Linked DNA regions of Homo sapiens: region 1 is linked to region 2. A link is a contact called in ENCODE Hi-C data. All regions are on one chromosome and are shown on one strand. Each heading gives the region's core, a stretch centred on a gene start or an enhancer-like site at or near the end of the contact. The rest is flanking DNA. Distances are from core to core; before and after follow the strand shown. Region 1 holds the start of OR14L1 (olfactory receptor family 14 subfamily L member 1). Region 2 holds the start of GCSAML (germinal center associated signaling and motility like).

The links. A loop is a pair of places that touch in the nucleus more often than their neighbours do. Pooled maps may share reads with other maps.
Region 1: a loop to region 2 is called in a pooled map, with 2.0 times the contacts of the local background. The contact joins the promoter of OR14L1 here to the promoter of GCSAML in region 2. A Hi-C loop is called at or near these places in 1 of 50 pooled maps.

Annotation. Positions count from the first base shown.
Region 1 is chr1:247,615,627-247,619,192 of GRCh38, reverse strand. It overlaps OR14L1 (olfactory receptor family 14 subfamily L member 1), which reads right to left and starts at 2,050. Exons shown (of 2, transcript NM_001396106.1): 1 at 1,793-2,050. The coding sequence starts at 1,829. All of the region lies in intron 2 of LOC102724446 (a long non-coding RNA gene), which reads left to right.
Region 2 is chr1:247,547,558-247,550,869 of GRCh38, reverse strand. GCSAML (germinal center associated signaling and motility like) reads right to left here and starts at 1,736. Exons shown (of 5, transcript NM_145278.5): 1 at 1,650-1,736. The coding sequence starts at 1,678.

The DNA of each region.
Region 1 (3,566 bases), core at 801-3,300, 68 kb before region 2:
TTATGAAAATAAAATCAAAGTGGTATTAGTAATCTGAAAAAAAGGCTCCTTATGTCATAACTATTTAGTGAGGTTATAGTCACAGCCTTTCAAAAAAGTATCAGGAGACATTTGGTAAACACCTCACGTAAAAAGCACAATGGTTGGCTCTTATAGTAAAAGATTTCATAAGAAACAGTTCTTGAATTCAAAACTTAAACAATCAAATAGAGAACGTAGGGAGGTAAAATACTAAGTGGAATCTGGTATTATAAACAATAGCAGGCATGTTGAGAAAGGGTAATAGTGGATGTATCGAGAAAAGAGATTGGTCTTATTTTGTGTTGTTATAGAAGAGTTGCAGAGAACAGTGTCTGAGCTAGGTTTTGAGAACTATTTTACTGAATGATTTTTAGACTGATATTTTTGAAGAAAGCCACATAGGAAAAGGCAGAGGTACAGAAGTATTTATCGTATGCTTAGGATATGGGTATGGATTAGCTAGGAAATGTGTATTTACATCAGTCTAGTCTTTTTGCTGGTCTTCAGAATCTGTCTTCAATGTTGAGATTCAAAGAAAAAGAATATCAATTATGTATTCAAGACACCTAAAAATATTGAGCAATTTCTACAATGATCTTTCCTAGCATCTGCGACTCACTTTATTTTTTTTTAATTTTGCTTTGGATTGGTCTAGTCCAGTAAAATGGGAGTCCTCATTCCCAGACTTCTATAGTGTTTAAGCCAAACTCTGAAATGGATTTTCACCCATATCAAATAATGTAGCTGGAATTTATGTAGGGTAAACTGTATCAATTTAAAGTATGCAATTCTAGGAGTTTTCGCAGTTGTATATGCCTATGAAACCACCACCACAACCAGGGCAGACTATTTTCATCATATCCAAAATATTCCTTATCCTTCTTTGTATATAATCTCTTCTTCTGGCAGTTTTCACTCTAGGCAATCACTGATTTCCTGGTCTTTCTTGGGTAAATCAAAAGTTAAACCGAGAAAGAAAACCAAAATGGAGTCAACTGAATGTCTCTCTACTGGAAAATGTGTTTCTATTTGTTCTAGTTTTCTGACATTGATCGCCTAAATAGCTGGTTGTTAAAGGGACAGGTACAACCAAATAGAAAGAAAAATGCTTCTTGTGACCAAGTAAAAGAACCAACTTCATCTTGGGAATCTATTCTGATTACAGTTTACCAGGGCACCATTAATTGATATCTCTTTTATCAAAATGTTTAAAGGAATGATGTGGTGACACTAATCAGGAAGAGAAATATCAAGGACTCTAAAGTGAGAACTATTATGCATTGACAGGCATTGGAATTGACTCTTTTATTATGAATTTTTTAAAATTCAGTCAATGCAAACATGTTTAAATGTGCACATCCTTTTCATTGAACACACACACATACAGAACTTTCACCACTGAAAAGAAATATAGACTCATCCAATCCCACCATACATCGAGACTACACACACACACACACGCACACACACACACACACCTTTCACCACTGAAAGGAAATATAGACTCATCCAATTCACCACACATCAAAACTCGTATTATACTACTCCCTCTTTTCTTTTACCTGCTTTCATGGATGTGCATTGCTCATGCCCAGATCCAGAACTGCTATCACCCCAAAAAAAGAAATAACTGTGTATTCTAAAATGTGTTGTGCTTAATCTATAAATCAGATAAGAAGATGGTATGGAAATATATCAGTGCAATCTATTAATTGAAAAATAATATAACATTATTTATGGTTTTATTTTCCACTTATGGTATTGAACTTACTGCATGCTATGAGCTGATTTTTGTTGAACTGGGCCATTGAGCAACTCCAGTCATTCAAAATTTCAAACTTCTGTTTCTTTGAGAAGGAGCCTTGGTTTACCTGAACATATCAGATAAAATTGAAAAATGCCCTAATCTAACAATGTGGCTGTAGCCTCCAAGTTGCAACTGCAAATGTCTTTATCTTCTCCCTGATTCAAAAATATAAACTTGATGAGTGCCACATCTGGTTTCCATTTAGCTGTGATTCAATATTTGTAATGAAATGGTGATTAATAAGTGAGATCCTAATGAGAGAAACTCTTTATAATTCGGAGGTCTCTGGAGACAAGATTTCTTGTAAATATGTCCTTGGCGAGCAAAAAGAAAAGCAGAGCTTTGATTAATTCAGTGACTAGCAACAAGGAGAAATATTCTTTTCTGTGATGTGGGATAAAAGAATGCGAATTAATTGCATAATATAACCTTCCACACGCCCAGAGGCTCGATTAGATAGAGCGCTTGTGCTGAGAGTGAAAGAAGAAACGATCGATACTTATGCTTGGACAATAGGTATAAACCCAACCAGAGATTCTGGAACTAGATTTTCATTCTTAATATTTTTATCCTAATATTCTTCCCAAATAGGTATATTTGTGCCTTTTCATAGCCCTTTCTATCCCAAGTCAATTTTGTATATGAATGGCAAATTTTAAACACAAAGCTAATCCAGCTGGGCATCCTGGCTCATGCTTGTAATCCTAGCACTTTGTGGGGCTGAGGCAGACAGATAGCTTGAGCCCAGGAGTTTAAGACCATCTCACTGGGCACAGGGGCATGTACCTGTAGTCCCAGCTACTCGGGAGGCTGAGGTGGGAGGATCTATTGAGCCAGGGAGATGGAGGTGAGCCATAGTCACACCACTGCACTCCACTCTCAACAACAGAGCAAGATCCTGTCTCAAAAAAAAAACAAAATGAAATAACAACAACAAAAAAACAAAACTAACCTGTCACCCTTGTCTTAAGACCTTTCTCTGCATTTCTTTGGTATTAAAGGTAAAATTTCTTGACTTGGCCCATATGCTTGAATGCTCCAATCCTCTGTCTCATTTCATGTCATTCCTCACGCCTACATGGATTGAGTGGTCACTGGATTGCTTCTTTTGTGGAATGCTATTCAAATATTTCCTCATTTAAAATTGAGTTTATTTTTATTAGTATGCAGGAATTATTTTTCATTATGGATACTAAGTCTTTATTGATGAAATTAGTTGTAGATATTTTTCAAGTTTGTAGTTTTATATTTCTCTTTATAGTGTTTTGACAAATAGAACTTACTAATTTCAATGTTGTTTTTCTATTAATTCTCCACCTTTTTTTTTTTTTTTTTTGAGACGGAGTCTCTCTCTGTCGCCCAGGCTGGAGTGCAGTGGCATGATCTCCACTCACTTGCAAGCTCCTCCCGGGTTCACGCCATTCTCCTGCCTCAGCTTCCCGAGTAGCTGGGACTACAGGTGCCCGCCACCACGCCAGGCTAATTTTGTATTTTTAGTAGAGATGGGGTTTCTCCATGTTGATCAGGCTTGTCTCAAACTCCCGACCTCAGGTGATCCGCCCCACCTCGAACTCCCAAAGTTCTGAGATTACAGAATTCTCCACTTTTAAAATTTTTTTGTTTTGGTTTTTTCTTTTGTTGTTGAAGAAATTATTTCTACAAATGGCACTGGCAGGATGGTGGAATAGGACTTTCCAACTCTCATCTGCTCACAGAAACATCAGTTCAAACAATTATT
Region 2 (3,312 bases), core at 487-2,986:
TAATTTTTTCTTGCGACCAAGACCATTGTCTTACCTAGGCTTTCCATAAATATTGCTTAACTTTAAAAGAAGGGAAACATTTTTTCTTTAGGGTAAATAATTGAATTTACCTCTCAGCACAATTGTGTCATTTGTCCTCCATCTACTGCCCAGACTCATGCTCATCCTGAACTTTGATGGCCCTTCTCCATCCATGAACCCTTAAGCATTTTTTTTTGTTTGTTTGTTTATTTGAGACAGAGTCTTGCTCTGTCGCCCAGGCTGGAGTGCAGTGGCGGGATCTCGGCTCACTGCAAGCTCCGCCTCCCGGGTTCACGCCATTCTCCTGCCCCAGCCTGCCGAGTAGCTGGGATTACAGGTGCCCACCACCACGCCCGGCTAATTGTTTGTATTTTTAGTAGAGACGGAGTTTCACCGTGTTAGCCAGAATGGTCTCGATCTCCTGACCTCGTGATCCACCCGCCTCGGCCTCCCAAAGTGCTGGGATTACAGACATGAGCCACCGTGCCCAGCCACCCTTAAGCTCTTTAACAAATAGCAATTTACTGAAAGACTAAATGAAGACATCAAGGGACAGCTGAACTATTTAACCTGGTGAAAGGAGACGGTATGAACCATCAGGTGTGGGGAAGCCAATCTGCTGCCTCATAAAGACAGCTTCTCTGACCTACTTTGTTTGACTGTAGGTCATAAGCCCCCATTCCAGAGAGTCCTCTGCCCCATACCCGTAAGTAAGGAACGCTGCACAGAGAGGTCAAGAAGAATCTAAACAGACAGAACAAGACTTGCTGGGATTTTCCACTCCGTCTATTAGCGTTAGGTCATACCCTTTTTGTCCAGTCATATTTCTACATGGTACCCACTGGAGCACAGGAGCGATATGATGAGAGTTTTGCCTTGGGTCTATCAATGTAGTCACGTCATATGCAAGATTGTCTGGAAGGGGACTGGGAGAGCGGACAGAGGAGTGGGATGCTGTAGAGCCCATCATTTAAGATTAAGCAAGATGTAAGAACAATAATGCCTGTTATCTGTACACATTCTATAAATTATGAAGTATTGGAAGAGTGTAAGGCTAAACATTACCAAAAAAGGTGTGACTAAAGTCAAAGGCATTCAAATGCATATCCCGCATCCATAATTTGCAAGGACCTAACTGTTCATTCTCATACCAACCCACGAAGCTGATGGATGGAAAGTTAAGCTCTACACCCACATGAAGAAAAAGAGAAGCAGGAAAATTCAAGTGACAATTGTGTAGGGTTGCCAGATGAAATACAAGATGCACTGCTAAATTTGAATTTCAGATAAACAATGAATAACTTTTTAGTAAAGTACAACCCATGTTATAATGCCCAAAATATTATATGAGGCACATTCATACTAAAAAAAAAAATGTTTTTCTGGAATTTGAATGTGACTTAGCATCCAGTATTTTTGTTTTCTACATCTGGCAACCTATCATTGTTCCAGAGTAAGGCAAGAGAAGGAGCCAACTGGGCGTCACTGTGTGCTCCTAGAGGATGCTGTCTTCAGGCTTAACCTTCTAGAAGCACAATGTACCTCACCATTACAAATGCGTTATGTCCAGCCTCCTTATCTCTGTTCTCTTTCTCCCAAGAAAGGCGGCACCAAGAGTCAAGACTCACCTGAGTTTTCGCAGGAGATAATTTCCCATCTTTTCACAGTGACTCGGTTTCTCAGCTCCTGAGTTTCACTCCACTTGGGGAAGTTCTGACCAAAGCACCAAGAGGAAAATGCATGAGGCAGGACGTTGCATCTGACCACGGGTTCGTGCTCTTGCCAACCACGAGCTGCCAGGGGCCTGCGCATGATAGAGAAGGCAGGAAGAGCTCGAAAGGGGAGGCAGAAAGGAAAATGTGAGTGTGCGTGTGTGTGCCTGCACGCACACACACACACTCATACACACACGCGTGGGCATACAGTGGGAAAAAATCAGGCTGAAACATGAAAGTGAATCTATCACTCCAGGTTCACTTTGCTTTCAAGGAAATTCTAGTATTGCAAGACGAAACAAGGTAAGGACTTCCCTATTCCTCCGAAGTGAGCATAATAATAAGATTACACAATGCAATAAGAGAGTTGCATTTTTGCTGGAATAAAAGTGATTAATCTGGATTCATGATTTCTTAGGCAAACTGCTCATTACAGAGATCTGAGATCTCAAGATTCCAAATATGTTGTCCTCTTCCAAACATACAAAGAGAAAGCCTCTTCTTGGGGAAAAGAAAAAAACAACGTTAGAAATAAAATTTCTCTTTGTGGCTCTAGCAACGATAATCAGATCAAATGTCAATAGCCTTTCCTCAGAGGTCTGATACTTTCAAAGACAAGATGGGAAAGAAAAAGGAAAAAAAAGGATGAGAATAGAAGGTTATCAAAATTATTTGGGGTAGGTTAAGAAGCCATTGTTCTGGTTGTCAGCTCAAAGACTAACATGACAATGGGGAAAATGCAGGGCCTGGAAGACCTGTTGCCAGCATCTGGTCCCCCACTTCCTCCCCTAGGCTGCCCACCAGAGCCACAAAGCACAAGCTGGTTCTAGTGATAATTTCGAGGCCACAATATCAGCGGCAGGAGATCAGCTAACAGCTGACTCTGAGCCGTGGCTGTCAGGAGACTGAAATCGCTTATTCATGATGTCTCCTGCCGAAGGATTTATACCACAGGTGGTTGATTTTCTTCAGCTTCCAACCAACACAAAATCTATTTGCTGAAATCAGAAACTATATGCTCACCTATTCCAACTCTTTTTTTCTCCCAATGAGGAAATCAGGACTGAGGAAGTTTAATTGACTGTTAACCAGCAGCAGAACTCAGGAGTCTGGAGTGCTTTATCATTATTTATAAGTTTTGTATTGTTTATTTATCGATTATAAACATGAGAAAAATATATTACAAGCAGGAATGTCACACACCCCATTTCAGATTTATGATTTATCTAATTCGTATGTGACAACCTATGTACCAAAGTGCTGCTTCCCAAACTTTCTCATGTAAGCAAATCACCCGAGGATCCTGTTAAAATGCAGATTCTGACTCTTTCAAACTGGGATCAATATTTTGCCTTTCTAACAAGTTCCCAGGTGATGCCACTCCAGCCAATCCATGGAGCGGTAAAGGCACTAAGAAGCGTGTTCCGCCATTGCTGTCCTTGACCAGAAACACCGGCATCTCTGAGAACTTATTAGAAATGCAAACTCTCAAGATCCACCTAAAACCTGCTGAATCAGAAACTCTCAGGGGTGGATTCCTCCTGTTCCCTACTAAAATTTGAGAGCTACTGAAATA